4 separate regions of the Homo sapiens genome follow, and all the other regions are linked to region 1. The links are chromatin loops, found by intact Hi-C in ENCODE. Cell type or tissue: heart left ventricle. All regions are shown on one strand. Each heading gives the region's core, and the rest is flanking DNA. Links, peaks and the distances in the headings are about the cores only.

The links. A loop is a pair of places that touch in the nucleus more often than their neighbours do. Peaks named below come from ENCODE experiments on the same cell type or tissue, not always from the same donor. Only the 100,000 strongest peaks of a DNase experiment are listed, where the experiment ranks them.
Region 2: it touches region 1 in a loop (8-fold over the local background); 78 of 110 quality-filtered maps call a loop at or near these places.
Region 3: it touches region 1 in a loop (2.6-fold over the local background); 24 of 110 quality-filtered maps call a loop at or near these places.
Region 4: a loop joins it to region 1, with 5 times the contacts of the local background. A loop is called at or near these places in 27 of 110 quality-filtered maps.

Annotation. Positions count from the first base shown.
Region 1 is chr1:47,176,666-47,181,979 of GRCh38, reverse strand. It overlaps CYP4A22-AS1 (CYP4A22 antisense RNA 1), which reads left to right and starts at 2,357. Exons shown (of 6, transcript NR_199717.1): 1 at 2,357-2,790; 2 at 3,531-3,855; 3 at 4,911-5,052. LINC00853 (long intergenic non-protein coding RNA 853) reads right to left here and starts at 2,730. Exons shown (of 2, transcript NR_047498.1): 1 at 2,542-2,730; 2 at 1,641-2,112. RefSeq lists a cis regulatory region at 652-669 and enhancers at 588-732, 2,358-2,859. In heart left ventricle, for the core only: a CTCF peak has its summit at 2,659 (motif pointing left); a DNase peak (open chromatin) is centred at 2,679; H3K4me3 peaks cover 959 bases; H3K27me3 peaks cover 761 bases.
Region 2 is chr1:47,422,252-47,427,565 of GRCh38, reverse strand. All of the region lies in intron 1 of LINC01389 (long intergenic non-protein coding RNA 1389), which reads left to right. Among named protein-coding and RNA genes, the nearest start is that of FOXE3, 8.6 kb to the right of the region's middle. In heart left ventricle, for the core only: a CTCF peak has its summit at 2,993 (motif pointing right); no DNase peak of the experiment used is centred there; H3K27me3 peaks cover 1,411 bases.
Region 3 is chr1:47,322,891-47,328,204 of GRCh38, reverse strand. No RefSeq gene overlaps it. Among named protein-coding and RNA genes, the nearest start is that of CMPK1, 8.2 kb to the left of the region's middle. In heart left ventricle, for the core only: no CTCF peak of the experiment used is centred there; no DNase peak of the experiment used is centred there.
Region 4 is chr1:46,744,957-46,750,270 of GRCh38, reverse strand. No RefSeq gene overlaps it. Among named protein-coding and RNA genes, the nearest start is that of EFCAB14, 28 kb to the right of the region's middle. RefSeq lists a silencer at 5,108-5,314. In heart left ventricle, for the core only: a CTCF peak has its summit at 2,389 (motif pointing left); no DNase peak of the experiment used is centred there; H3K27ac peaks cover 180 bases.

The DNA of each region.
Region 1 (5,314 bases), core at 207-5,206:
CCTCTGCTAAGGCACAAACAGTCCCCTCTTCCTTTCCTGTCTCCTGGTGGGAAGCTTCTGACTGCCGGATCCGATTCTCCTTGCACGAGGCCACATTTCCTCCCAGCTCTGCCCTCAGTTGTCCCTGGGGGGTGGGAGTGGGTTCGAGTCAGGTCACTCCACCAGCCTGCCAGGGCCAGAAGGCAGAGCCACCATCCCTGTCTCCCTGCAGCAAGTGAATCCCAGCCCCTCACACCTGTGAGGTTTTGCCAGGAGAAGCCTGCTTCTGCCTGGGCTCACCTTGCTCCCCAGCAGCTGTCTGAGGCCTCTCCAAGAGCCTCCTTGGCCCCCTTCTCATTCTGTCTTGCTCAATATGGGCAGATCTAGGAGAGTGGGAACCCTAGGGGCTCCTGCAGGGGCTGGGCCGGCACTGACCTTACAGCCCTTCACCCTCACCCCATGTTCCTGCCCTGATCCAGAGGGGAGTGCTGGGAGCAGGGAGCTGCTGGCCCCAGAACTGCTGAGACCCCCAATCCTTATCGCTCATTCCCACCTGCCAGCCTGGCCAGATCGGGGAGGGAAAGGAGGCTGGGCCCGGGCCAGGGTGGCGCTTAATGACCCTCCGGGGGCCTAATCTCAGACTGGCAGCCACGGAGTGGCTCAGGCGCGCTCCTGGAGAAGGCTGATAACGCACCAGCTGGGCCCCCACCATCTATCGCTGCACAGCCAGTCCCAGGGGCAGCCTCCCAGGGCCTGGGGAGGGGGAGCCTCTGGACTAGGGCGGGGCTGGAGGCGAGCTCTCCACCCCCAGCCCTGAGGGAGGGGATCCTGAGCTTCGTGATTGGCAGACAAGGGAGAGACCCAGCCTGCAGGAGGGGTGGGCTGGGCCTGGTGGGAACCTCCAGACACCTGTGCTCCTTCTCTCTTTCCTGCTCTCTTCCCAACCTTTTCTCCCCACGTAGGACCTCTCCTGCCCAGGCCTGTCTCCTCTTTGTCTCTCCCAGCCTCCATCCATCTCTGTCTCCCTGTTTCTCAGTCTCTCCACCTCTGTTTTTGTCTCATCCTCTGCCTCTCTCTCTCCTGTTTGCCTTTCTCCTCCTCCACCTGAGCTCAGTGCCCACCTCCTCTTTCTCTCTTGCATCCCTTTTCAGTTTCCAGCTGGTTCTCTTGGTTGTCCCCTTCCCAGCTGTCCCCTGCCTCCTAAGCTTCCTTGATGTCAACCCTTGGCCGGGCAGTTCCCACGATCTCATTGGTCTCACTTCTGTGTGTGGTATCATCTCTCTGTGGTCCCTTCCACCAGCTATCTGCCAGGATTGCAGGCTGCCTCAAGCCCTGGCTCTCAGCCCAGAATGTCCTCTTACTGTTGAGGACATTTTTGCTCTTCCTGGAACAGGGCTTGCACCTTGTTTTCCCCTCTCCCACCTAAAACATGTAAGTTTCATAGGGTTACATTATAGGTTATACCCAAACTCAGGCAGAAAAGAAAAGCCTCCACCCAGCAACTGCACAGTTGAGGGAAGACTGCAGCACTGCTTACTTCATTTAGACTTGAAGAGGAACTTCCAGCCAGGAGTTGGCTTTGAAAACAGGCTGTGGAGTTCCGTCTCCAGAGTGCCAGGTGGTCAAGGGGAGTTTCAAGATTACTGCCGTCATACTCAGAGTGACACATGCAGAAATACTATCTGTTTATTGTGCTTCAAGGATCCATTAGATCAGGACTATTGCTGGGCAAAGCCTCTTCCCGCAGCCTAGGGGTAGTAAAGGTGGGGGTAGAGGTGCTGGGGCTGGGGCCAGAATCACACACAGTCTGCTCTGGCCTCTACCCACCTTCACAGGGAAGTCAGGTGGCTGAAGCCAGCAGAACTTGCTCTGGGACCAGGGTGGAGGCACCTGCCTCCCATCCAGACCTGGCTGGAGGGTCTTGACTCCCTAGCTTGGCTCTCCTCCCAGGGTTTTTTTTTTTTTTTTTTTTTGTCCCTGGCAGTGCAGGGGTGGCCAAAAGCTTGAGCTTGGGAATCATGCCGATTGGTTCAAATTCCAGCCTGCTCCTCGATGCTTGTGGGATCGCCTAGCCTTTCAGATCTTCCATTCCTTTGCCGGTAAAATTGGCTCTATAGTACATTCCTTGCAGGGCTGCTGGGAGGAAACAGAGATGACATCCGTGTTATTATTGCTCCTGAGACTTGCCAGAAAGCCCTCCATGATCAGCGTAGATGCCATTTCTTCCCAGATGCTCCTTTCCCCACTCCTGGGTTCAGCACTTCCTCCGGGCAACTTCAGCCCCTGCTCCTCCCTCTCTTTGCACCCGCCCCACCTGCCCCACTCACTCCACCCACCCCAGGGTGCTGTCTACTTGTCTGCATCCTGCTCCTGCCCTGGGTCTGGGAGCTCCTCAAGGGCAGGAATGGAGTGACTTCCCTCTCTGTGCACCCAGGACAGGGCTGGACAGGAGAAGGGAAGCCCAAGGAGTGGTGAAGAGCCCCGAAGGAAGGGACTAAACTCCAGCCATCTGTCCCGCGGTGTCTGTTCATACTCCTCCTCCGTGCACGGGCTCAGACATACATATGCGCATATGCTCTGTCTCTTTCTGGTTGAAGGTCCTGGGAGCCCTCCGGAACTCTGCTGCCTGGCAGTCCTTCAGTTTCGGGAGCTTTTCTGTCTGCCCGTGGCCTCGGCTGCCACCTGGTGGCTGCACGCTCCAAAGGAAGCGTAGATTGATGAGAGCCTCGGAAGTTGAGCTTCAGGCGCGGCTCTTCCCCGTCACACTGGGACCGGACGCATTTCCATGGCGTGGTCCCAGGAACCTCTCAGGTCATGCCAGCAACTGGGACTTCCTGTGGAATGCAAGGGCAGTGGGGCCTCCGCGAGAGAGAGAGAGAGAGAGAGAGAGAGAAGAGAGAGATATTAAGGATGAATCCCAGTGTCTGCTCTGAGCAAATTGGAAGACGATGGCATCAGGGGCACTGCTCTGGGCTATATAGACTGTGCCTCCACTAAAGGGTCCCTGAGACCAGGTGTGGGCCCGTATCCCTGGAGGGAGAGGTAACTTCCTCTGATTCGAAGGCATCATATAGGCTAGTGAATGGCACTGAGAATGGCAGATGCCAGGGACAAGCAGGAGCATGTGTGGGATGAGGATGCGGCGTGGATGTGTGACGTTTCAGAGCCTGCAACACATCCGTAGGGAAGTCCTGGAGGAGCAGTTGGGTGCATGGTGGAGTTCTGAAACAGCTGGGCAGTCGGCACTTGAGCCAGAGATTCTGCTTTCGACCTGGATGCCCATTGAGAGGTTAAGAGCTCAGGTCTGGGTCAGGCAGCTTGGAAGCAGCACAGCTTGGACACTTGGTAGCCTGGGACTGTGGTTAAATCAACGTGACTCTCGGAGCTCCAGTTCACTGTAAATTAGGGCAGTAAATGATGTCTACATGATAAGTGGTGTTATGAATGTTAAACATTCACATGAAATACATAGAATAGTGCTTAGCATACAGTACACAATAACTGTTAGCTATTTGGAAAATTACTATTGTTATTATGATTATTTATTACAGAGTGAACTGAATTGGATGCAAGATCACGGTGCGTCAGAGCTAGCAAGATCCTTAGGATCATTTAGCCTGGTTTACTAATATTACACTATGGAATTTAAGCCCAAGGAATGGAGAGTACCCGACGAGCGTTATGTAAGGAGTCGAGTGAGAAGTAAGCTGGATGCTCTGCTTGGCTGGCAGGTACAGAATGTGCCAGACCCATCTGTACCAGCCTGGATCTCTTGAGGCATCAGCACAATGGACCTGGCCACACCAGTTTATTCCACACCGCTGAGGCTGGTACAGTTCTGGACATGGACTTTGTAAATAAATAACTGGGCCTTTGGTCAGTTCTAGCTGTGAGCTTGGAGGTATGGGGTGGGATGGTGAGGACAGGTGGGGGCAAAGTGAGGAAAGGGGCAGGGAGGAGAGGGGAGAGAGAAAAAGGGGAATGAGACAGGCTGAGCTAGTGAGCTGGAATTGGAGGTTGGGAACAGGCTTTCCTTGATGGTGGTGGTGCTGTTTTCTTTTTAATTTTAATTTAATTTTATTTTAAGTTCCAGGCTACATGTGCAGGATGTACAGGTTTGTTACATAGGTAAAAACATGGTGGTTTGCTGCAACTGTCAACCCATCACCTAGATATTAAGCCCAGCATGCATTAGCTATTTATCCTGATGCTCTCCCCACCCCTGCCCCAACAGGCCCCACTGTATGTTGTTCCCCTCTTTTTTGTTCACTTAAAAGATCCCACTTTTAAGTGAGAGTATGCAGTGTTTGGTTTTCTGTTCCTGTGTTACTTTGCTGAGGATAATGGCCTCCAGCTCCATCCATGTCCCTGCAAAGTACATGATCTCATTCCTTTTTATGTCTGCATAGTATTCCATGGTATATATGTACCATATTTTCCTTATCTAGTCTATCATTTATGGGCATTTGGGTTGATTCCATGTCTTTGCTACTGTGAATAGTGCTGCAATGAACATATGCTTGCATGTATCATTATTTTTTTATTTTTTTTGAGATGGAGTCTTACTCCCTCACCCAGGCTGGAGTGCAATGGTGCAATCTCTGCTCACTGCAACCTCCTCCTCCCGGGTTCAAGCAATTCTCGTGCCTCAGCCTCCCGAGTAGCTGGGACTACAGGTGCCTGCCACCACACCCGGCTAATTTTTTTGTTTTTTTGTATTTTTAGTAGAGACGGGGTTTTACCATGTTGTTCAGGCTGGTCTCGAACTCCTATCCTCAGATGATCCACCCTCCTGAGCTTCCCAAAGTGCTGGGATTACAGGCATGAGCAACCACACCCAGCCACATGTATCTTTATAATATAATGATTTATTCCTTTGGGTACACACCCAGCAATGGGATTGCTAGGTCAAATGCTATTTCTGGTTCTAGGTCTTTGAGGAATCACCACACTGTCTTCCACAATGGTTGTACTAATTTACATTTGCTGGTGCTGTTTTCTACATTGAATCTGAGGGCTACTGTATGATGTGTAAGACACTTTCTGATTGGAGCCTCACAATGATCCTACCAGGTGATTACAACTGAGCCCAAGTTTTAGAGGAAAAAAATGCAGACTCAGAGAGAGAAAAGTGATTTGCCCAAGGTCACATAGCCAGCTAGTGGCATTGAACCCTGGCCTTTTGACTTTAAATCTATTGCAAATTCTACCCCAGCATAGGGTTCTCTTTGGGGTGTGTGTGTGTGTGTGTGTGTGTGTGTGTGTGTGTGTGTGTGTGAAATGGGGAGATAAAGAAGCCAACAGTGTTTGCCTTTGCAGAGCATGCAGTCCATTT
Region 2 (5,314 bases), core at 101-5,100, 250 kb before region 1:
ATCATGTTACTGCCTGGCCTTGCCCTGCCCAGCCCCCTCAAGGTCTGCTGGAACAGGCTACTCCTCATCCTCTGCCTAGGTCAGCCCAAAATGGTGACAACTGCTACATGAGCTGACATCACAGGCCTGGGCAACCCAGAGGTTCCCAGTCTGCCAAGGGCCTCATTTCCAGCCTTGAAATTTGACTCCCCATTAGTTACATGAACACCTCTCACAGGGGCTCTGTGTGATCTTTCCTCATCCACACCTTCCTTCAAAGTTGGGGCCACTCATATCTGGGGGACTAGAGGCAATGAAATGGGAAATCTGAAACAGTAGTGGAGCAGATCTTACAGCATTATCCTATGGTCAGAAGAAAGGAGTCACAACTGGGGACCCAGATGGGGAGACAGCACCATTTGGCAGGAAGCCTGGAGGCCTGAATGGTGGAGGTCCAAAAAGCTGGTTCCCTATACCTGCCATGGATGCCCAGGATTTGGGGGCTAAAAAGGAAAAGGAGCCACCACCCTGAATGGATTGACAGCCACGGCACAGCACACCCCAGGGTGGGCATGGCAAGTACCCATGCTTCCCAAATCCAGAGGCCAGGATACCTTGTGAAGGGACTGGTGGCAGACTGATGGAAAGGCCCTGGAGAAGAAGGCAGTCGGGTTTGAGAAGGTGAAAATCTGACTGTGGTCATCAAGGGTCCCTTTGAGAAATAAAAGAGGACTGCTGTTGAAAGGAGCCAGTGTGACCACACAGGGGACGTAGTGCCTTGACAAAGGCTGCATGGAAATCCACTTCCAGGGATTTCTCCTGCTGGTATACCTGCACACATATGGTATGACATATGTACAAAGTCACATTGTGGTGCTGTTCGGAATGTCAAAAGGTTGGAAACAACATAAATGTCTATCAAGGACAGGTTAAGCAAATAATGAAACATCTGAAAAAGGGACCAGTATACTGTAAAAGTAGAATATAGAAGTTCTTTATGTACTCAGCTGGAGAAAGCACCAAGATACGTTGTTTGTTTGTTGTTTGTTTTTGTTTTTGAGACGGAGTCTCGCTCTGTCTCCCAGGATGGAGTGCAGTGATGTGATCTTGGCTCACTACAACCTCCACCTCCCGGGTTCAAGCGATTCTTCTGCCTCAGCCTCCCGAGTAATGGGATTACAGGCAAGTGCCACCACACCTGGCTAATTTTGTATTTTTTGCAGAGACAGGGTTTCACCATGTTGGCCAGTCTGGTTTCGAACTCCTGACCTCAAGTGATCCACCCACCTTGGCCTCCCAAAGTGCTGGGATTGCATGCATGAGCCACTGCACCCAGCCAAGATACATTGTTGAGTGAAAAAAAAATTTCAAGATATATAGAACAGTGTAAACATGCATCCAATTGTGTTTTTCAAGGAGAAAATAATGTATACTTGTATTGGTTTACGTATGAAACAAAAATATCTAGAAGGATGAATAAAAATCTAGTAACTGATTATACACTAGGGCAAATTGGAAACAAATGGGAGACTTCATGGATGACTTTTTTATATTTGTAAAGTGAAGTGAATGTATTACTTATTCAACAATTAAAAACTTTAAAAGAAACAGTTGGATTATTTCAATAACTAAGACTGAGTGTGCAGAACATAAGAATAAAAACCATTACTATGAGCTGAACACTTTTTATGGGCTCCAACTTGAAAATATGGTTGGTGGCTATGAATGTTGAAAGCAAGGGACGTGAAGCCAGACATGTGAGGTGCCTGTGAGTATCATCTGCCTGCCCATCAGACAGGGAAGCAGTTGAGTCTGCTAGCTAGGACCCCAGATTTTCTGCCTTTCCTCCTTCCTGTTCTGTTCCCATCCCTCTGTCTTTGGCTCCCTCCCTCTGTTCGTCCCATCTAAATTACTTTGAAAGTCTGCCAGCTGGACAGGGGTTAGGATGGATAGAGGAAGAAGGGATTTCACAGGAACAGGAGCAGCAGGCCCTCCCCTCCCTCCTTTCAGAACTCCAACCCACCACCTTCAGGAAGCATTCCTTTGTGAAGCTCACAAAACCCCAGCCCCTTCATAACTCAAGGGAGACAGACTGATGCCCAGGGTGGGACCTGTGTCTCCCTCAAGCAGGGTCCAGGCCTCTTGTCTCTAAGTCTCATCAACTCCCTAAACCCCAAGTCCAGCCTCCAGATAAGGGCAGTTCAAACCAAAGCTGCAGTATGCCCAGCTCTGGCCAGGCTGCCCAGTGAGGGACATAGTGGAACAGAGAAGACACAGGCGCTGTCTGGGAAGCCCCAGTCAGGCAGGGTAGAAAATCCTCACCCATCATCACAATGCTTTAGCAGTCACAAAGGCCATCCCTACCCAGACAGAGAGGATCGGGCACATTCTCTATTTCGAGGTAGACTGAGGCTGAGTCAGGATAGAGGCTGGAATTGGTGAGTGACCAAGGAGACCTAGCAACCCCTCATCTCATAAAGCATTCTACATACTATATTGTCATCTGCCAATATTTGAGCTCTCTGAGCGGGGACAGTGTCTGATACATCTCTGAGTCCTCAGCTGGGAAAGAGCACAGGACCTGGCACAATCAAGGGACTTGGGGAGAGGCAGTAATTGCTATGAAGTGCAGAGAAAGTAAAGGACTTGCCTAAGTGTTTGACCTGAGACTAGACCCCAGGTTTTCTGCCTCCAGCCCAGCCCCCTTTCCTCTGTCTCCCTCTTACAGAGTAGATAAATTGTCTGCACCTAGGGCCACCAACCTCACACCCATTCCAATTCCATTTGCAGTGGAGCAACTACCAAAGCCTGTCAAGAGGAAGTGGGGAGGGTGAAAGATCTGGGAGGGTTTTCTAGAGGAGGTGGGAACTGCAGCTAGTTTTCCTCTTCTGCACCAAACAATTGGTTTCCCTGCTGGAGCAAGTGCCTTTCAGCCACCAGGGGCTCCTGCCAGCCCAAAATAGCATCCAAATGGATCCTGACTTCATTCCAGTGATTTCCTGCTCAAATCAGGTGCACACGAGGTGGCCAATAGGTGGCGCTTTTATCTCCAAAAATTGATGGGAGAAAGGAGATTAGAAAGAGGGAAAGGGGAGAGAGGAGTATTCGGGTGTGAAAAGGGTGTGGGGAGTGGAAGACAGACAAAAAAAGAGGAAACCAAAGACCTGTCATCACGGCTGGAAAGGCTCTTTTCAAGATCGGGACAGTGGGTGCGGGTGTAGGGGAGGAGGATATTAGGGTGAACTGAATAATTTTATTGGTGCCTGGGGCTTTTCATCCAAGTTTCCACCTCCACTTGTTTCTTCCTGAGAGAAAGGAGAATGACTTTGAAGCCAGGCAGACCTGGAAGCAAGTCCTGGGTCAGTCACTTTGCAGCTTGACCTGGGTAAGTCACTTAACCTTTCTGAGCCTGATTTTCATCATCTATAAAGGTGATGATGCACAGTTCCTACAATGGGGAGCAAATAATTCTAAGAATGCCATCTTTGCATTCCAGGAATAAACTGCACGATTGCATATTTTTTTTGTAATACATTACTAAGTTTAATTTGCTGATATATTGCTGACAAGTTTTGCATCATCTTTCATATGTGAGATTAGGCTATATTTTGTGTATTCCTTTATCAGGTTTTGATAACATAATTAGATAACATAGTCCGTAGAATTGGGATGACTTCCATTTTTTCTGTGTTCTGGAGCAATTTATGTAACTAGAGAAATAGGTTCCTCAATGGTTTGACAGAATTCACAGGAAAAAAACAGCTAACCTAGGTGCCCTCTGGTGGGAGCAGTGGAGGAACCATCTCTGACAATGTTGTCTGTTCCTTCTGGGCTAATAGGTATATTGAAATTAGTTACTCTTTAAATTAGGCAAGCCAGATCAGCGGTGACTACCAGCAAAATGACCACTCCAAGCTTTCAGGGTTGGCCTGAGGCTATGATTAAATGGGAAAGCGTTTGGCCTTGGTAGATTAGGATGGTAGATTAGGATGATGTTAGCCAATGGCTGATTCTTTCTATATAGCTTTGCATATCTACTTTTTTCCACTTGCACCTCCACCTCTACCAAACCACCACCCTTTCCTGCCTGGATGCTGCAGTAGCCTTGTAACTGGTCTCCCTACCCCACCCCAGGGCCCCTCTAACTCTGTGTCCGTGACATATTTAGGGCTATGAAATTTCCTCTGAGCACAAGTTTGACTACATTCTTTAGATTTTAATATGTACTGTTCTTACCTTTATTAATTTATAAATAGTCTGTAATGACAACTTTCTTCTAACCAAAGAGTTATTTATTTAGATAAATGTTTTAAAATGTTTAATTGCTTAGTTTGAAGTATGGTCCAAGAATATATACTTTTTTTTTTTTTTTGAGACAGAATTTTATTCTTGCTGCCCAGACTGGAGTGCAATGGTGCAATCTTGGCTCACCGCAACCTCCGCCTCCTGGGTTCAAGCGATTCTCCTGCCTCAAGCTCCCGAGTAGCTGGGATTACAGGCATGCACCACTATGCCCGGCTAATTCGTATTTTTAGTTGAGATGGGGTTTCTCCATGTTGGTTAGGCTGGTCTTGAACTCCTGACCTCAGGTGATCCGCCCGCCTCGGCCAAAGTGCTGGGATTACAGGTGTGAGCCACCGCACCTGGCCCAAGAATATATTCTTATTCATGTGGGAATTTATAAAACTTTTTGAATGTTGGTTTTTTTCGCTATAATAAGCACATTCATATAAGCATATTCTGGATCACTTAGATGACTTCCTTGTAAGAGATACCTAATACTTGAAGTCTTTATTTCCATTTATTATCAGGTAATGCTACTTTAATCTTGAGATGAGGCAAAAAAACAATGTAGATTTTATACATATATGCTGTATTTGGGCCCATTGGTATCATGGCCTGCTACATGAAGGAATGCCTGCAGTTCATTCAAAAGGAAAAAATGGTGTTAGCCAGGCATGGTGGTGCAAGCCTGTAGTCTCAGCTACTCGAGAGGCTGAGGCGGGAGGATCGATTGAACCCAGGAGGTCAAGGCTGCAGTGTGGTATGACTGCACCACTGCACTCCACCCTGGGTGACAGAGTGAGACCCTGTGTTAATCAATCAATCAATAAAATTAAAAATGGTGACTTTAGTCATCACATGGCCCGAGGAATGACAAACCCAGAAAACCTGCTATGGAGAAGTCAGAGCCACATTCACGGAGCAAGTGATGTAGTCTCAGCAAAACTATATATATATATATATATAGTTTTTGTTTAGTTTTGTTTTGTTTTGTAGATGGAGTCTCACTCTGTCGCCAGGCTGGAGGGCAGTGGCATGATCTAGGCTCACT
Region 3 (5,314 bases), core at 142-5,141, 150 kb before region 1:
GAGCGAGACTCCGTCTCAAAAAAAAAAAAAAAAATGTCTACTATGTGCCAGGCATTTTTTGGATAATATTCCAACTTTTAAAATAAATCTATCAGAATACCTGTAAAGATTTCTGTGCTGTCTTTTTGTTTGTTTGTTTGTTTGAGACATACTTTCACTCTTGTTGCCCAGGCTAGAGTATAATGTGCAATCTCGGCTCACTGCAACCTCCACCTCCTGGGTTCAAGCAATTCTCCTGCCTCAGCCTCCTGAGTAGCTGGGATTACAGGCATGCGCCACCACGCCCGGCTGACTTTGCATTTTTAGTAGAGACAGGGTTTTGCCATGTTGGTCAGGCTGGTCTTGAACTCCTGACCTCAGGTGATCTGCCCTCCTCGGCCTCACAAAGTGCTGGGATTACAGGTGTGAGCCATCGCACCTGGCCTCAGATATCTTCTAATTGCTAGATTGTGGGGAGGTCCAGTGTGTCCCAGGGGAGAGTTGGAGGACACTGGAAGTGCTTAGGGAAGTAGCCATATGCCAACTCATATGTAAATGTTTCAATATTTTTGTTGTTTCTTTATTTTTGAAACGAGGTCTAACTCTGCTGCCCAGGCTAGAGTGTAGTGGCGCATCACAGCTCACTTTAGCCTCGACCTCCTGAGTAGCTGGGACTACAGGTATGCACCACCATGCCTCGCTTATTTTTCTATTCTTTGTAGAGACAGGATTTTGCCATGTTACCCAGGCTGGTCTCAAACTCCTGGGCTCAAGTGATCCACCCAGCTCAGCCTCCTAAAGTGCTAGGATTTCAGACGTGAGCCGCCGCGCCCCGCGTGTTTCAATATTTTAATCACCAATACAGCCTTTCCAGTTGGGTATTAGTTAAATATCAGCCTTGCCTTGCCTATGAAATTCTCATAATGCTGTGAAGTTAGTACTATCGTTTTACATAGAGCCAGGACCACAAGGCAATGCCAGGCGCGGTGGCTCACCACACGCCTGTAATCCCAGCACTTTGGGAGGCTGAGGCAGGTGGATCACCTGAGGTCGGGAGTTTGAGACCAGCCTGACCAACTTGGAGAAACCCTGTCTCTACTAAAAATACAAAATTAGCCGGGTGTGGTGGCGGGCGCCTGTAATCCCAGCGACTCGGGAGGCTAAGGCAGGAGAATCGCCTGAACCTGGGAGATGGAGGTTGCGGTGAGCCAAGATCGCGCCATGACACTTCAGCGTGGGCAACAAGAGTGGAACTCCGTCTCAAAAAAAAAAAATCAACAACAAAAAAACCCCACAAGGCAATAGATGACAAAGTCAAATTCAAATTCAGCATGTATGACTTTAAAATGTGCATTTCTATACAACACTGACTCCATGAAAAGTTCCATACTCACAAAAATCCCGTCAAAATATGTTATGTTACAGACCAGAAGACTGATCTCAGAAAGATGTATAGCAAGAGCTATCCTTAAAACCCACCCTTACCCATAGATGTTTATCATTGAGTACATTAGGTCTTTTCACATACATTCAGTACCTGCATACTATTCCCAGGGTATATCTATGTTCCTAGCACCCTTTGTAGGGGATTAGGAAATAAGCTTTGTCACCATTCATCAATCCTATTTATCATAATTGCCTCTTAGAGATAGATATCTGTTCCCATACTTTCATTTTCCCAGACTTGACTACTCCCCTTTGCTGCCTATGTTATATTCATGTTTCAGAATTCAGCTTGAGCCTGGGCAATCTAGTGAGACCCTGTCTTTAGAAAAAATTAGAAAAATTAGACAGATGTGATCCCAGCTACTCAGGAAGCTGAGGCAGGAGGATTGCTTGAGCCCGGGAGGTTGAGGCTGCAGTGAGCAGTGATCATGCCACTCCAGCGTGGATGACAGAGTGAGACCTTGTCTCAAAAAAAAAAAGAAAAGAAAAAAAGTTGGGCATGGTGGCTCATGTCTGTAATCCCAGTACTTTAGGAGGCCAAGGCAGGAGGATCACTTGAGCTCAGGTGTTCAAGACAAGCCTGGGCAAGATGGTGAGACCCCATCTCTTTTGAAAAATTGATTGATTGAGACAGAATCTGGCTCTGTCGCCCAGACTGGAGTATAGTGGCACGATCTCGGCTCACTGCAACCTCCGCCCCCTGGGTTCAAGCAATTCTCCTGCCTCAGCTTCCTAAGTAGCTGAGATTACAGGCACACGCCGTTGCACTCCAGCCTGGGCAACAAGAGCGAAACTCCGTCTCAAAAAAAAAAAAAAAAAAAACAACCTCCCAAGACTGGGTTAGGTGTACCTCTTTTGTGCTTCTACCCTCCCCCATCACGTCCCTTGTTATTTCTGTTGTAGGCCTATGTTGTTATGGGTATCTCCACACTAGATTTAGAGCTCTATGAAGGAAGGGACTCTGTCTGATTACTCTTTGTACAGCATTGAACTAAGAGCATGACCGTGTGTTATTGTTACATGATTCACTCTCTTAAGCAAGCAGGTGCATGCTTTGTCTTCAGGCCTTCATAGCTGTCTATTATATTGTAATCTATTTCCTGGAGTGATGCTTAGTACATTGCATAACCTGATACTTAATAGAGTTTCTAAAATGAAGGTCCCTGCTACTCAGATTTGCTTGGTTATTGTTGTGAGGCTTTATCAAAGGACCTGTTCTCAAAGATTCTGAACATTAGTTCAGGGAAACATAGTATTTTTTTTTTTTTTTTGGAGACACAGTCTCGCTCTGTCACCTAGGCTGGAATACAATGGCACAATCTCGGCTCACTGTAACCTCCGTCTCCCGGGTTCAAACAATTCTCCTGCCTCAGCCTCCCCAGTAGCTGGGGCTACAGGTCACACCACCACACCCAGCTAATTTTTTGTGTTTTAGTAGAGATGGGGTTTTACCATGTTGGCCAGGCTGGTCCCAAACTCCTGACTTCAGGTGATCCGCCCACCTCGGCCTCCCAGTGCTGGGATTACAGGTGTGAGCCACCACGTCTGGCCCACATCACATCACTTTGGGAGGCCGAGGTGGGTGGATCACCTGAGGTCAGGAGTTCGAGACCAGCCTGGCCAACATGGTGAAACCCCATCTCTACTAAAAATACAAACATTAACTGGCAGTGGTGGTACACACCTGTAATCTCAGCCACTTGGGAGGCTGAGGCAGGAGAATCGCTTGAACCCGGGAGGTGGAGGTTGCAGTGAGATGAGATCATGCCACTGCACTCTAGCCTGGGTGACAAAGTGAGACTCCATCTCTGAGCCACCACGCCCAGCCCATCTCAAAAAAAAAAAAATGTGATGTGACAAATCTGGCAGCAGACAATATGACTGCTCTCCTGGGAGTGACTTTGTCAGCTGAGCTTAGCTTCATACTGCAGAACTGCAGGCAGACCAGTGAAGGGAGACTGACTGTCTTTAGCTGAATTTACAGCATCTTTGCTAACTTTACAAGCTTAGGTAGGTTGGTTATACCTGCAATTTCTTTGTCTGCAAAATCAGGATGATGGTACATTAGCTCAGTTTAGCAAATACTTTTAGAGAATTTACCAGTATGTGATATTTGATCATTGTATTCATTCCAAATAATCCAAACTTTAAAAAATAAGTAAAATAAGTCAACATGACTTGAGACATAAATTGTAATTGTTGCCTCTTCTAAGATTTTTAAGTGTCTAAAAGGAATTTGGCATAAATTGACAGATTAGCAATCTTCTTTAAAAATATGTTTCTTAAGGCCGGGTGCAGTGGCTCACGCCTGTAATCCCAGCACTCCTTGGGAGGCCAAGGCAGGTAGATCTCCTGAGCTCAGGAGTTTGAGACCACCTTGGGCAACATGGTGAAACCCCATCTCTACAAAAAAATACAAAAATTAGCCTGGTGTGGTGGTGCACGCCTGTAGTCCCAGCTACTTGGGACGGAGAGGGGGCTGAAGTGGGAGGATCACTTGAGCCCAGGAAGTTGAAGCTGCAGTGAGCTGAGATCGTGCCACTGCACTCCCACCTGGGTGACAGAGAGAGACCCCATCTTTTTTTTTAAAAAAAAAGACATAAATAAAATAAAAATATGTGTCTTAAAAGCAAAGCTGTAGTTGTTTTTAAAAATCAGTAGTACAATTTAGCTTAGAAGTGTAAATTGAGAAAGGGAAAGTTGGGTGTTTGGAGAAACTTAGTACAGTAATAAGTAACAGAACCAGGAAGAGGAGAAATAACAGATTCCAACTTCCCTGTTCCTGGTGATAACAATAGCTCTTTAATCCCCATAGCCAGTCTGTTAGCAGGCACCATCAGGGTTTATAGCACTGAACATTTACTTAGTCTAATCATAAAGACCATGTCATGTGGACAGGGACTGAAAAGGAATAAGGAAAAACAATTGATGTCTTTGGGTTGCTATAACAGAATACCATAAACAGGTAGCTTATAAACAGCAGAAATTTATTTTTCACAGCTCTCAAAGATAGGAAGTTAGAGATCAAGGAGCTGGCAGATTTGGTATCTAGTGAGGGCCTGCTATCTTGGTTCATAAACAGCCATTTTCTCCGTGTGACTTCACAGGGCAGAAAGGAGCAAGGGAGCTCTCTGGAGGTTTCTTTTATAAGGTACTAATCCCATTCATGAAGGCTCTGCCATCATGACCTAATCACCTCCCAAAGGCTCCAGCTACTTACTATCATATTAGAGGTTAGGACTTCAACATATGAATTTTGTGGGGAACACAAATATTCAGTCTACAGCAGTTAGAATATAGAATTCTGGATGAATTTTTCCTTTTACAATTTTTTTCTTGTTATAACATTGTTTATGCAACAAATTCATACTTTTAAAAAAATGACAAACTGGAAATGGTTATCTGTGAAGCAAACTAAAGAACTTGGAAATTTAAAAAATAAAACCAGTAGCTTTTCTCTGTAAGGGCCAAAAGTAATAGCAATTCCACAGTGTCTTGAAATGACACATGAATGGCCAGGTGCGGTGTGGCTCACGCCTGTAATCCCAGCACTTCGGGAGGCCGAGGTGGGTGGGTCACCTGAGGTCAGGAGTTTGAGACCAGCCTGACCAACATGGTGAAACCCCGTCTCTACTGAAAATACAAAAATTAACTGGGCATGGTGGTGGGTGCCTGTAATTCCAGTTACTCAGGAGGCTGAGGCAGGAGAATTGCTTGAACCCGGGAGGCGAACGTTGCAGTGAGCCGAGGTGGCGCCATTGCATTCCAGCCTGGGTGACAGAGCAAGACTCCATCTCAAAAAAAAAAAAAAAAAAGAGAAAAAAAAAGAAATGACACATAAATATATATAAACAGAGATCAAAGACTAGCATGGTATCTCTTCAGTCTA
Region 4 (5,314 bases), core at 241-5,240, 430 kb after region 1:
GGAGTAACACAGGACAACTGGAACTCTTCAGAGTTTCTGTTTCCACAGGGTGCACATGCTTGCTTTAAATCTAACAAATGTGTAAAATCTGTGATGCTCGAGGGAGCGTCACTACAAGAAAGGATACAACAATTTGCAGACTTGGGAATGAGTGTCTGGAATTGGCATTGGGACCGACTACAGCTCTGCCAGACACACCCAGAAGTGGGTAATGGTTTCTTCAGTGATCAAAACTCCCAAACGAAGCCAGGCAGTTAAAATCAGCACAGATGGATTGCGAAATGGGTTCCTCTACAACATGGTTAGTGCCTAATAATAAAACAATCAAACCATACATAGTACAAACGTGTCTGACAGTGGGAGAGGACACAACAAGGGCAGAAAATGTGAATTAGATTCTGCCAAAATAAGACCCCCAGAAAAAGCCTGGGGCTTGACTATTCTAGCCAGCTGCCTCTAGGACCCTCCCTCAGGAAGATATTGAGGTTCCCAACTGTTTCCAGCAGCAAGTGCAGAAGAGGAGGAATTACTTTTGCTTAATCAGTGCTCTCCACTTCACTGAAAAGATGGAAGCCCTGGAACATAAATGTATTACTCACCTTCTTCTATCTCCAACCTCATCTTGTCCCTCTCCCTCTCTTCCGATAAATGACAGAAAAGATGATGAGTAATACAAGAGGCCAGGAGCTACACAGAGATTTTATAAAGACTTGTGGGCAGACTTTTGGAAAGGAAAGTGGTTGAGGAAGGAGGCAGGAGGGAATAGACCTCAAAGCTTATACCAAGGCAGAATTCAAAGACAGGATCTCCCTCAGGCTATGGCAGGGTGAGGAGGGTGGGAGGAGGTGTGCCCTAACTGTGTGTTGGGTTCTGGAGGAAGGAAAACCCTGACCAGCAGGGACACTGAGGCTAGTTCTTTCTTCATGCATCTTTGCAATGTTTTCCCATCACCCAGGAGGAGATTGAAGCAGCAGGAACCCAAAGCCATGGGCCTGAGCAGTAAAGCCATCTGAGGTCAAGTTCACCCACTAAGCTACTACTGTGTGCCAGCCCAGCACAAGGGCTGGGAACACACAGTTATCTCGAACATGATCCCTGCCCTCCAGTAGCTCACAGATGAGTGGAAAAGAAAGACACAGAACAAATCAAGGCAGTTACGCATTTTTTGCTGCTGGGACCAAGGTGAGGGGAGTGGAGAAGAAATTTGTTCCAACCAGGGTGGAAAGGAAAGTCATGAAAGCCTTTCTAGAAGAGGGGCCATAGAAATGAGTCTGGAAAGATAAATGAGCACTCCCTAGCAGGGAACATAGTTTAGGTAGACAAGGCCATTGAGGCGGAGTACAGCTGGCCAGTTGTTGGATAAACCTGGGGTAGTGAGCATGAGGATGGGGCAGGCTGAGGGAGGAGGCTGGAGGGGCAGGCCAGCCCAGGTCATCCCTGGCCTTGCAGGGATGGAGCAGGGTTGGGGCTTTACCCTACAGGCCATGGGGAGCATCAGAAGGCTTTAAGGGAATTAAGGCATTGGCAGTAATGTCCACTCTGGCTGCTATGTGAGGAGCGATGTGAGGAGTTAGATCCTCATTAATATGATTATTATGGGGATATTAATTTATGCAGGTGGACCAGAGGGTGGAACATCAGTGAGAAAGGCTGGCAAGAGATGATGGAGGCTTATATTAGGGCAGTGGCCATGGAGGAGTACCTGGATGCAGGGGTTTGGGGGAGCAGAGGGAACAGCAGCAAGACCAGGATAATCAACAAGGTCAGAGACCAGAGATCCAGATTCAGCCCAGTCCAGTGTTCCAGCCTCTGGCCCCATGCGCCTGCTGCCTGTCCCAGCTTTGGATGGAAAAGAAGTAGAGGGAGGTGCAGAAAAAAAGGAAAGGAAGGTATGAGACGCTGAGCAGTGACAGAATTGGGAGGTAGGAGGCGGACTGCAGCATGACCTCTTCCTTGAGCTAAGGAGCTGCACTCAGCACTGTGTGGTATGAACTTGGAGAAGTAGGATGGCTGGGAGGGAAGAAGACCCTTCCCTGACTTCCTTCAACAGACGTTTGTCCTGGGCCTGCTAAGAGAGTTGGAACTAGCAGACCTGGTTCAAATCCCAGGCAAACCAGTTACCAACTCAATGGCTTCACGTAAATGACTAAATCTCTGAGCCAGTTTCCCCATCTGGAAAATAGAGATGGCCATCCCTGCCATGGAGAGCTGCTTTAGGAGTTATAAATAATATGTATTATAGTAATTGGGCACAGAGTGGGTGTGCAGCAAATGGCAGTCAGTATTCTTTGCCTAGAACTCTGCTGAGGCTCTAATCACATACTGTGAGGGTGAACCTAAACAGTCCTAGGCTTTGGAAGGCTCTGTGTTTCCATGCTTCCCTCTGCTGGTCAAAAGAGGCAGTCTCCACTGAGGAGAGAATCGCAGGATGCTAAGACCAGACACAGCTCCCCGCCCCCTACCTAGACTAAGAATCCTCTTATATTGAACCTCAGGGTGAATCCTTCCAAAGGCAGCAGATGTGATGTAGCGTATAGACCACCAGCTACTTACCAACAGTGTGAAGTTGGATGCATCACTTCACCTCTCTGAGACTTTGTTTCCTTGGCTATAAAATGGGGTGATAATCTCTGACATGTTTCACAGTGTTGCTGTGAATCCCAAATGAGATTATGTCTATGGAACTTTTTAGAAAACCTGAGCTACGCATAAATGTTAGTGATCAGGCACTTTCTGATGTCCCTTCCCCACCACGCTAGGTGCTCATGCTGGCTGGGTATGTGCTCATGAGCACCCAGCATGAGCACCTCGTGTGGTGGGGAAGGGGCATGAGAAATATAAGAAGCTGCCCCCATCCTTGAGGAGCTCCAATCCAGTCAGGGAGACAAGTCATGCTTCAGGCAGTTATTGATGCTATGGGATGGGGACTCTGTGTGCCCAGAGGAAACAAGAAAAGACCTGCTGTTCTGTTGGCCTGTTCCAAGACCCCCAGTTTTTCATCCCTAAAAGTGCAGAGGCTGAAGCCACGTCCAGAATGACCAATAGGTCTCCAACTATTGCATATCTTGGTATAATCCTCCTTTCTGCCCCTCAAGGCCATCTTCCCCAAAGCAGTGAACAGGGAAATGTGGAAAGGGGTCGCCAGAGTCCACAGGCTAAAACCACAGCTGTCTCCAAGTATAGAAACCACCTCATATTGGGGTAAGACTCTCAAGAGACTGCTGTACATTGTAATACCTTCTCACCAGATTTCCTGGGCCAACCCCTAATGGGCTTCACAATTACCCTCACCTCCAAAGCTTTATTTTGACTTCACCTCACTAAACTTGTTAGATCACCATAGTTGGGTTTCCACCAAGGAAACTTACCCTGGTTTCCTAAATCTATAGAAACTCCTGAGGACATGGGTATGGACAAAAAATTACAGGGATAGAGGGAGGTTCAAATAGTCAAACAGGAATAAACTGGCAGGGAAACCGAGGTATACTTAGCCCTTCCTTAGAATTTAAAATCAGGAAAGAAAATGTTTTTGTCTGACAAGGAAAACATATAAATAAGCATTTTCCAAAATGAACTATTCAAAATGCTGATTTATTGCTAGACGTCAATAAATTTTCCATGGGAAAGGGGCTCCATGATCAATTAAACTTGGGAAACTGAGTAAAAAATAAATTTTGCTGCAAGATGCGTCAGAGCCTTCATTATTTAATGCCATTAGGACTCCTCAAACAGAATGGAGTGTAGTATATGCAGTATTTCCTAGGTTTATTTGACTAATGAACTGCTTATTCCAGACACTCTTATTAACATCTTATGGGACTTCAAGAATTTCATGAAGTTAAATGCTGATATCTATTGTGGTTCCCTTTGTGCCCTAGCTTCCAGGAAGCTCAATGTTAACCATAATGCTTATATGGCAGAAAGCATATAGCTCAGGTCTGAGATGGAATTATCTCCCCTAGTAATATTTCAGGATTCCTGGACAAGACATTGCTATTATTCCATAGCATTATAGGACAGATGTTGCTACAGAGAGTGTAACATTTCCTCCCACCCCTGACTACCCTTAGGCTCTATTCCAGGCTCATTAATGTGACCCCCTGAATCTTAGGTCTGGTTATTCCCAGCCCCTTAAGGATGCAGCACAAGACTAGGAGCCAAAGACTGTCCCTTGAGGGACTGTCTCTTGGGAATTCTCAAGGTGAAGGCTTACAGACCATCTGCTGCCAAGTCTGGGGAAGTCGCTAGGGTAGATAGTGACCCCATAATCCCTGAGGAATCAGAACTGCCTGCTCATTCCTTGGACCCAAAGAAAAGTCTTAGTCCACCTCCAAAATTGCCTGAATTGATAAGGGCTGTCCCAGGACAGTAGCTACCATGATGACCCTGCTCTACTATGAACCCCTAGCATATTACTGCCCCTAAGGACAGCTGAGGAGCCCTGGAATGTAAAATGGGCCTCTGCATGTTGCGGGAGAGACGGCTAGGACTTCCTGAGTTAACCAAAACCAGAAGTCTAATGCTCAAACCTCTCCAGGGAAAGAAAAAAAAAAAAACCCTGAGATCTTCCTAATCCCCCTGGAGACTGAGGAAGGCACCTCGATTCTTCCTCCAACCCATTCAATTGTCAGTTCACTGGGGAAGCATTACAGAATAGTGATTAAGACAAAAGTATTAGGAGTTAAATCTGAGTTCAAATCCAAGGTTTTCCACTTTATAGCTACTATGGTGAGTTGCTTAACTTCTCTGAGTCTGTTTGCTCATTTCAAAAAGGAGATAATAAACTTGGTGTGGTGGCTCACACCTGTAATTCCAGTATTTTGGGAGGCTGAAGTAGGAAGACTGTTTGAGCCAGGAGGCCAAGGCTGCAGTGAGCCATGATCATGCCACTGCACTCCAGCCTGAGCAACAGAGCAAGACTTTTCTTTTTCTCTTGAAGAAAAAGAAAAAGACAGATAATATTGTACCCATCTTATAGTGTTGTTAGGAGGATTAAATGAAATTATTTATATAAACTGTACTGTGGTATGACGAAATGTTTAATTTCAAAAATAAATAAAAGAAATAGACCACATCTGTGGTGTGGTGAAATAAAACAAGTAAATAAAAATTAAAAGTAAATTATTTATATAACATAGCACAGAGCTCAATAAGTGGCTATTGTTATTCCCAAGCATCCACTCTGGGCCCTGACATCCTTCAACAGACATTTGTCCTGGGCCTGGTAAGAGAGTTGGAACCAGCAGACCAGGTTCAAATCCCAGGCAAACCAGTTAACAACTCAATGGCTTCAGGTAAATGACTAAATCTCTGA